2 separate regions of the Mus musculus genome follow, and region 2 is linked to region 1. The links are chromatin contacts, found by Hi-C in ENCODE. All regions are on one chromosome and are shown on one strand. Each heading gives the region's core, a stretch centred on a gene start or an enhancer-like site at or near the end of the contact. The rest is flanking DNA. Distances are from core to core; before and after follow the strand shown. Region 1 holds the start of Hdac4 (histone deacetylase 4). Region 2 has its middle 79 kb from the start of Gm35992.

Evidence for each region. Hi-C counts contacts between places; a loop is a spot of excess contacts on that map.
Region 2: a loop to region 1 is called in a map of left cerebral cortex, with 5 times the contacts of the local background. The contact joins the enhancer-like site here to the promoter of Hdac4 in region 1. A Hi-C loop is called at or near these places in 1 of 37 maps with a recorded cell type or tissue (left cerebral cortex).

The regions. Positions count from the first base shown.
Region 1 is chr1:92,177,130-92,182,264 of GRCm38, reverse strand. It overlaps Hdac4 (histone deacetylase 4), which reads left to right and starts at 1,924. Exons shown (of 27, transcript NM_207225.2): 1 at 1,924-2,007.
Region 2 is chr1:92,297,725-92,302,550 of GRCm38, reverse strand. No RefSeq gene overlaps it. Among named protein-coding and RNA genes, the nearest start is that of Gm35992, 79 kb to the left of the region's middle. Within about 2 kb of position 2,579, at least 1 of the 3 ENCODE cell types and tissues checked has a DNase peak (open chromatin) inside an H3K27ac peak, as active enhancers do; it is left cerebral cortex, where a contact is called at or near this core.

The sequences.
Region 1 (5,135 bases), core at 675-3,174:
TCCACTCCCACCTCCCCACCCTCGATTCTCCTACACTGGGGCATCTATCCAGCCTTCATAGGACCATTGATGCATGACAAGGCCGTCCTCTGCTACAAATGAAGCTGGAGCCATGTGTACTCCTTGGTTGGTGGCTTACTTCCTGGAAGCTCTGGGGGGTGGGGTCTGGCTGGTTGATATTGTTGTTCTTCCTAAGGTTTTGTGTTTAATTTTTAATTGGTGGGCTTCTACTAATTCTTGGGTGTTTTTGTATTAGAGGTCTGTTTTTATTTCTGATCTCCTGGTTTCTAACACCAAGCCTCTGTCTGAGAATGGGACTCTGTAAAGCCCTATAGAAACCCTGGTGGTACTGGGGTGCCCTTCCCCTACTCTTTGTTTGCTGCTAGAGCTTTTTCTATGTACCAATCACAATTCTGTGAGGTCTAATCAGCACAGAGCAATACTCCCCCGACCCTGGAACCGAACCATATCATTTCAGAGTAACTGCATCTAAGATTATATTCCAGCACTTTCTCATGGCACTTTTGTTTAGGGTTGTCTTTACTCAGTACTCACCAAATCTGTGATTATTGCATGTCTTTATCCTTTCAAGTACTTCTGAACTTCATGTTTCATCTAAATGTTAGCAGGCTGCAGATCCTGCATTATTTTGTATGTAAATTTGGTAGTGTACTTTTCTATAAGCAGCTGCACTAGCACTCCTAAGTGCGGTCATTTTCTTCTGCTCTTTTCTATTCCACAATTCATCCCTTGGCTTCACAGCTGAGCTATCCTAGAGTATGAATTTCTCCCAGTGAATGAAGCTTTCTAACTCAGTATTACCTTGAGATAATGAAAAGAATCTATTGCTTCTTGCGAATTGTTTTACCTTCAATTTTCCCCCAGTCATGGAACAAAAATGCTATTAAATCTCTACTCAACTCCTATCAGGCAAGGCCTAGTAAATAGGTCAGCATCCTAGGTCAGGCCATGTAGGGTGGACCAGATGCTCTTGTCTTCGTTTTGGATGTGGGATTCTGGAAATATCATGGACACAGGATGAGAAATTGCACTACTCTCCTGATGAAAGGAAATGGACCCAAGGGAGCCAGAAGGATGGCCTTTCACGCCCATCCACATTCGTGAACGCCAATTATAGGCGCTTGGCCCAGGTCTAGAAGAACCTCAGAGAAGGGGTGGTCCCAACAAACCGGGACGCCGTGGCGGCGAACCAAGAATACACCTCCGCAACAGCAGCGGTCCCAGAACCCCCAGTTCCCACGGCCACGCAAGGCCCCACAGTCACAGCCGCACCCCCAAGCGGCGCGCCTGCCCCGGGGCAGGGCGGGGCCCGCCGCGCCTGCGCACTCCCTCTGGGCTCGGCGTCCCCCGCACGCAGCCCACGTGATCTGTGCCTTGCCTAAGATGGAGGTTGCCGCCAGGCCCGGCCGGGCCCTCGCCTTAGTCTGTGCTCTTCCGCGCCCCCTTAGAGCATGAGACAGGCGCTCAGGCACACTGTATTGACCCGGGCAGCGCCGCGGGCTGCCAAGGAGGTCTGTCCACGGCTTCAATCAGTTCGCGCACCAGCTCCCTGCTCTTTCTAAAACAGCAAAAGCTCTCAGAGCGGGCGCCTGGAGAGTCTTCGGTACGCCCCGCTCATTAGAATTGACAATGCTGGGAGCCAATGGGGTTTGGAACTTTTGAGAAGGGCGGACGAAGGCGGAGCCCCTTCGCAGCGCCCGCGAAGCGGGGCTGGCTGTTGGGCTATTGTGGGGCGGACTTAGGACTCTCGGACCAATGGAAGGGCGGCTGAATTCTTGGAGGCGGGGCCGAGCCGTAATTGACGCTTTCTTCATTAGAAACCAGGCAGGGGGCGGCGCCCACGGGGGGAGGTGACGCAAAGCCGTTGTAGCCAATGGCTGGTGGGCCGCCGACGGGAGGGGCGGGGCTGGGGCGCCTGACGGGCGTAGGGCGCGGCCTATCCCCGCGCGGCTCTGCGCTCGAGGGGGAGCAGCATCATGGTTCAACGTGGGTCAATTTTTTGTGAATGAGGAGGGGAGGTTGTGGGGCCGCTGCCGCGGAGCACCATCCCCGCCGCCGCCCGAGCCCGAGCCCGCGCGCCTGCTCGCGCCGCCGCCGCCGCGCCGCCTCACGCCCGGCCCGCTCAACGCGGCTGCTGTCGCCGTCGCCGCCCGAGCCCGCCCGCCCGCCGGCGGCGGCGCAGGCTGAGGAGATGCGGCTCGGAGCGCCGGAGCAGGGCTAGACGCGGCCCGCCGCCGCCGCGGTAAGCCACCGGCCGTCATTGTCCGCGCCGCCCGGTTGCTGGCGGCAGGTGGACGCCCGGCCCCGCCGAGGCCTCGGGGCCCTGCGCCGCGGGCTGGCGGGCGGGAGAGCGGCCTGCGCCGGCGGGCGGGCAGGTGGGCGCGCGGGGGCGGGGGCCGGGGCGTTTATGTAACTTTGTCAGCCTGTGAGTTTGCAGAAAACGCCCCTCGGCGGCGGCGGGCGGCGGGGCGGGGGCCGCGGCCGGGCCCGGACCGTCGCTGGGCTGGCGAGGAGCTGCGCTAGCCCCGGAGACGACCGGTGTCCACCCTGAGCGAGGGTTCCGAAGGCACAGCTTGTAGCTCACACAGCGGGAGTCGGTCGGAAAGGCCGGGTGTGGAACCCGTGTTCTCCTTTAATGCACACCGAGAATTTGTTAATAACTTGCAGCCGCTGATAGCAGTGTTTTGGTTATTGCATGCTGTAAATTGACCTGCTGTGACACGATTTTCAAATAAAGCGTCGCAGAAATTAAACTTAAGTTATTTTAGAACTAATGACTTTCTTAACTAAATCCTAATTGCATTACTGTAGAGACCTACCTAATTGCTTTCCGAGAGCCACTCTGCCTGCCCGGGGAGGAAGGAAAGGCCTGTGTAGTCACTTTGCCTCCCTGCTTTTCTCTGCTCAGGCTTTTCTGTCTGTTCCCACAAACCACCTAAGCATTTAAGGCCTGCGAGTATTAACGTGTAAACAGCCATGGCCCTGTCGCACTTTGGGGCTAGGGGGATGCTGGCGGCTTGCACCTTGACCTGGTTTCGGTTTTTCCTCCGTGATATGATCGAGGTTGCCAGGAGTTTTAATTGCTTCTGATAATTCCGTGCATTATTTCAGGACCGGCTTGATGAAAGCTAGTGTAGTGGTTTCAAAATCCACCCAGAAAGAAGGTGATGGTGGTGGTGGTGGTGTAGGTAGGTGTAGTGCTTGTGGAGAGGCAAGGAGGTTGAATTAAGAAAACTCAGCTGCTTGTACACAAATATACACTATAGCAGTTACAAGGCAGCAAAAGTTATTGCAGAATTTTGCAGTCACTATGGCAACACAATTACTCCATTATAATTGGAAATGCAAAATGCCACCCAGTTAGAAGTTTCATCAGGATGGAGTTTTGGATATCAAAAAATATGTGAGATTTAGTTAAAAATTCTCATTTTTTTCCCCCAGGTAGCTTTGCAGCTCTAGTCTAGGTTCAATTGTCTATTTTTAAGACCCATCCGCTTTCCCAGATCTGCCACTCCTCGGGATCTGTGGCATCTTTCCCCAGAAGAACTCCCCGTTTGTGTGGGAGGGAAGTATTTTCATGCTTTAAAAACACACACCCGACACACTGTAAGACTTCTATGGTTTTCTGTGTTCTGGCTTTTCTTTTAAAGATCAAATGCCTTCCTGAAGAGCAGTAATCACCCAGAAGAGGCTGGGTTTGCTAGAAGGCAGAGGTAACACTGCCCCCTTTAGGGGTCTGCAGGCTGCTTACAGGGTATCTGGGAGCCCTGTGGGGGAGAAGAATGACTGTGAACTGCAGACGGGGCCTGGATAGCCTAGAGACCAAGGACAGATGTGACCTAAGCAGCCCTAGCAAGAATGTCTGTGGTTAGCAACATCAGAGAGCTGTGCAACATATAAAGCCCCCAGATGGCACCTTCTCAGAAGCTAGGGGCTGCTGCTGGTGAGGTGGGCAAGAGAACATAGCACTCTATCTTCCTGGGGCTCCTGGCTCCTAGCTTGACTTTGCTTTCAAACCTGTGTTAGGAGGATGTCCCTCTTGATGTTTACCAGAAGAGCTCTGGTGCTGGAAGTTTCCACACGTCGTGGGGCTGCTGCAGCTTAATTTCGTTAGAACTCTTTCCTTTTAACTACTGCATATTTTTGCCCAGTAATCGACTTCCATTTTCCAGCCTCATTGTGAGGTTTCAATGCAGCATGAACGGCTTTGAATTCCAATCCTTTGATGTTGGGGGTGGCACCAAAGGAAAGGCGACTTTGTGCCGTCCTAATTGCCAGAGCAGAAGAAAATTTCATCACTCCTGTCAAGCCTTGTCCATGCCATTTTCTATTGAAAACGGCTGGTTTTTCAGAACTCTGAAGCTGCCATAAGTAATACATTAATACCTGATGTAGGGAGCCAGGGAGATGCAGAAATGAGAGACACCTGCTGCACGGGAAGATTGGGGTGGCGTGGGGGGGCTCAGTCCCAGGACCAGGGCTTTTGATGTCTCTGGGCCCTGGGGTGACTATGCAGGCTTCAGAGGGTGAATCCAGAGTTGAGCTCATGTCCCATTGGTTGTAACCCAGTCTTGGGGTAGGGGCCCCAAAGAGATTTTTGGAGTGGCTTTGTCTTGGTCTCCAGTGACCATCCAGTGTCCTGCTGCTCAGCCAACTCTGGGCCTTAAGTGTGACACTGACCTTTGAGGTGCAGGTGACGGAGGGGGGCAGAATCAGAAGTGCTGCTGCATTTGAACAGACCCTAGTCCATTTCTGCAGAGTGCTCTGAGCTGTCAGGAGGTCAGTTGTTTGCTCTTGGGCTCATGTGAGTGAGCAGGATGGGCTTTGTTTAGGGTGGAATGTGGTCTGGCATCTGCAGCTGCTCTTGGCTTTGCTGCTGCCCTTGCCTCTCAGACATGCCTCCGTACTTCCTGAAAGGCCAGACTGGGGTCCACACAAATGGACCCCACTGAGACCCTCCATGTAACTGGACCCGGTTAGAACACTGTAAGGTCCTGAGTAGATGAGAGTGTCTTCCTTCCCTGGATCAGGAGATTACACAAGTCAGTAGCAGATGTTTAAATGAGCACCCAGTAAGAGCCATGGGCCATTCTTTGAGCACTTTCCATCTTCGT
Region 2 (4,826 bases), core at 1,330-3,829, 120 kb before region 1:
TCTTTGTGTATATGCATAAGCATGTGTGTATTGCTTGTATTGCATGTGTGTATGAATATGCATGTTCTTATGTATGTGTTGTATATTTCTGTGTACTTATCTATGTATGCATTACTGTATGTTTGGAAACATATGTATGTATTATGTACATATATTTCTTATGTGTATGGGAAGTATGGGTGTGTTATGTGTATCTATGTCTGTGTGTATCTATGTGTCTATGAGTGTATGAATATATGAGTATATGAAGTGTATATAAATTTGCACATGTATACACACACAAGAATTGGCTGTGCATAGATGTGTCATGTTTGTATGTGTGAACGTGTGTGCATCTATGTATACTTGTTATATGTGTGTGAATTGTATGAAAGTATATATATATGTGTGTTTTTAGGTATGTGTCTGTCTGTTTGCATATGTAGGAAGTGTGTGTTGCCTGTGGAGGTTAAGTGTGAAGTAAGGCATGTTCAGCCCACAGAAGCCTGTACTTTACATGGCCTACATGCCCATGGGACCTGCAGCATACATGACCCCTCTGGAGGAAGGTCTCAGTGCTCAGAGATCCTCCGTGGCCTTGTGTGGATGATGCTGTTAGAGTTCCAGAAATCTGGAAGTGAGAATGCTTTCAAATGCCACAGAAAGATCAGAGGGGGCAGCAAGAATCAGACCTGAAAGGTACACAGCAATCCTGTGAGTCTGAGGTGAAAGAGTCTGAGGTGAAACTGGCAATGATTGCCTGTAAAGAGCACACCTGGGCCCTGGGGCCCAACCACAACGTCAGCCTCATCATTGTCCTTCTCAGATTCCTGACAGCCTGAAGCTCTCAGCATAGGAGGCAGTTAGCTTTCGGTGACATAGGAGTGATTCATGGAGTCCAAGGGGGACTGCTTATGCTGAGGGAGCACCACAGACCTCCACCTCCACCTCCTCCTCCTCCTCCTCCTCTTCCTCCTCCTCCTGATCAGGAAGTGCAGGGAAGTGGGAACAACTTCCTGGGGGCCAGAGGGCAGAGGAGAGAACATCTTAGGGACAAGAGGGCACCTCAGCAGACATCTTCATCTGAAAGGCCAACTCCACAGGCACAAACCCTTCCTTGGCTTCAGGTGCTCAACTAATACAGATAGGCAGCAATACTTGTACATGCATGGCTGTGCATGTACACACACATACACACTCACACACACACACACCAGCTGTGCTTTGTCACATTTGTGTCCTTCATGTGTTCACACTGTTGCTCACTCCCACACACACTGACACATTCTATCACACACTCACATTTGCACACACACCTGAAGTCCCAGGCTTTCATTTCTGAGTGAGCTGAGTTCCAGTGAGTGTGGAGTCTCCCCAGCCACCCTACAGAGCCATGTCAGAAGCCAGGCCATATTTATCCACAAACTCCTTTTCCTACCTCAGAGGGCAAAAGAAGTGAGAAGGTGGCCTTCTGATTTGCCCTGGGGCTGGGCACTCTATTCCTCACAGGAGTGGGGTGGGGGAGTCAGGGGAGGAAGGGTCAGTGCTAGTGGAGCTGGGGCGATCAGGATTTCTACAGACTCAGCTCTGACTGGGCTGCCCAGTGAAACCCAGAGGATGTCCTTGCCTGTGTACCTGCCATGCCATTGGGAAATGCTGAGAGTTCGGCTCTCTTCCTAAGGTTAAACAGCTTTGGGCAGCCTTGCAGGTACTTACAGCTGACTCAGTAAACCCAGAAGTCCCTAGTTCCCCGGGAGTAGACAGTGTGAAGACATGCCAAGGACCCAGTCAGTCCCAGACATCAGTGGTCCACATAGGCCTGATTGGGAAATCAAATTCAAGGTGTTGTCAACCACACAGAGTCCCCAAAGCTCTTGGGAGGAGACATAGGCTAGAACCAGAAAACAAACTTCAGGCACCTCCAAAGAGGGAGCCAGTAAGGGGCCAATGCCAAGGTTCTCAAAGACTTGATCTCTGAAGAGGATACAGCCAGGCCTAGGCCTGTAAGCCATATAGCTGTTATGCCCTTAAAGCGGTGGATCCTGAGAGGGTGAACTGCAGAAAGTGACTGGGGGATGGACACCTCAGGTGACAAGTGAGCCCTGTAAAAACAGTCTGTCAGGGAGACAGGCTTCAGAGAGACAGCTCATTTCAATGGGTGGGGGGAATAAAGGGAGGGGGAATAAAGGCTATTTAAACCATGGAGGGGTAAGTGTACATTGTTGGCCTATGCCAGGATGCTGAGGATGCCTTATTTGCATAAAGAGGGATCTCAGGTGCTGCTGGACATGACCCTATAAAGGGAGAAGAAATTTAACCTGGTTACCGGCTACAGTGACTTCTGACAGGCGAAGGTGGAGATACTGGGCAGGGGGAAGGAAGCAGTCCTATTCTTGCCAACATTAGGATGAGAATTCTGGGGTTTGGACACTTCTTGGCTTCACTATTGCTCCAGGCCAGCTCCCTATGGCTCCCTGGCTACCTAGCCTAACATAGTCCACAACACAGGGATTATATAATCACTGTAATGAGAGGCTCATGTACCCTGTGTATACTTCCATAGGGAATTCTAGTGAGATGCACCCAAAGTGGGACAGGTACTTCCGCAGAAGCAAACATCCAAGCTGTATGGAGGCTTGAGCCTGAGAGTAGTGAGGTATGCACACACACACACACACACACACACACACACACACACACACACCCATGCCAACTTGAAGATTTGCTTAGCACACCCCTAAAGGGTGAGGTCTCCTCCAGCAAGGAGGATTGGGGTGCAGACTTGCCAGAGACCATCAGGGTGTATTTCTCAGCTCTAAGGCCTGATAAACTACATTCCAGAGAGCTTCAGATGTAGGGTCACCCAGGGCGAAGGAAAGGGACAAATGTCCCTAATGCTCCCCCAGCTCTTTGCCACTGTCTTAGCCAGCCTTCAGCACTGTCTGGGGGCTGTTCCAGACTGGAGGCTGGATGTTCCTGTTTCAGCAGAGATCACAGAGAGATGGCATGCAAGGTGCCACCAAGGCCCCCAAATGGGGCCTGCATGGAGTTGGGAAGGAGGCTGCTCTGCCTTCCAAACAGCACGGTCACATTTTCCCAGGAAGTTTTATAAAGAGTTTGGGAAGATGTGGTTATTTCTTCCTAAAATTGCCCAGAGTCCTAATTATAAGACACAGAGTTCGTCTCAGTTCCCTGAAACGTTATGAAAGAGCTAAATGAATGTCAGGCTTCCTTTTATAAAAAGAAACGAGAAAAGAGTATGCAGATTAAAGAGAAAAAACCCAAGCAGAGGAAATGAGCTAAAGACACTGGCAGGCGCTGGGGGTGCAGACACACCAGGGCGCACAGCTGGTGGAGCAGAGAAGGCGAGAAAATGCAGTCCTGGAAAGAGAGCCCTTCCTTCCATGTTGCTTTTCTGGATGTAACAAAATACCTGACCAAAGCAACTTTAGGAAGAAGTGGCTGTTGGCTTTGGCTCACAGTATGAGGAGATACAGCGCAACCAGGATCAGAAAGACAGCTGGTCACATTGTAACCAGTTAGGAAGCCAAGAGCAAGGCTCACAGTATGAGGAGATACAGCGCAACAAGGATCAGAAAGACAGCTGGTCACATTGTAACCAGTTAGGAAGCCAAGAGCAAGGGATGCCAACAGCTGGCTGTCTCTGTTTAATTCAGTGCAAGACCCCAGTCTGTGGGATGGTGCCACCCACATTTATGCTAGATGATCTCCTATCTTAATTAACCCAACCTGGAAAAGTCTCTCACAGACACCCCCACAGGCTTGACTCCTGTGTGATTCTTGCTCCTATCAAGGTGGCAGTCATCATTGATCATCATAGCTCCAGTGATCTGGGATCTGCTAGTGGTCAGCTGCTTTAGAATGTCACCCCTTCCTGATACTGGGAATATATGCGCGCCCAGTCCCACTCTGCCTGAGACATCCTGTGGTTGAACCTGTGGTAGACATGTTCCTGGCTCCTCCCTCACCTATACCCAATTAGACTAATTCTACTTGACTTCTTGGACAAGTTCCTCCCTCAGTTGGCCCTGACTCTGCCTTTGGCTTTTGCTCTTCCTCTCCAATCTGCCCTGGGCCAAGTCAACCCCTCTTGGAGTTTAAACAACAGAAATCTGCACCAATGTCTAGCCCATCTCCCAAGAGCATTGGTAACCTCCCATGCCTAGTCTACAGCTCTACAGAACACACTCCAGACACCCATCACATCTGCCATCTTGCTTGGGTGCTGCTGCAACCATCTGAGGCCAACCTCTGATGGCTCTGACCTAGGAGGAACATTAAGACCATAGGCTGACACTTATCACCGGGTGGTTATGCATGATCAGTCAATAAAATGAACGTAAGTCCCTCGACAGACTCCTTTCTACGTGGATTCTTCCTCAAGTACCTTTCTATCTTTCCACCCTCTCCACATCCATGGACACCAAGCTGGCCATTCCCGTTTATCTCCCACTGGGCTGAGACAAAAACCAGGACAGTGTTAATTCTCAAGTATGTTTGATGACTCCAGGAACGTTGACAAGGGCCTTAAGATTCATCCCCTTATTGGCAGGATGGGCGGATGGGTTGGGGGAAGAAAGCTGGAGCTTTCAGAGACCTGGGGATTCTTGTATTCTACAAAAACGTGGCAGAACAGAGGTCCAGTCCGGCCACACTGGCACCAAGATGTCACAGAAGGACATCCAGACTGCTATTGGCTATTGTCATCCAAAAGGACAGGAGCAAAACAAATCCTAACCCTTTGCTCCATTGGGGCAGGAAGGCTCTGGTTGCTGGGGCAATGCCGAAAAGATTCCACATGTAGTTCTGATGTCTGGTGTCATGGA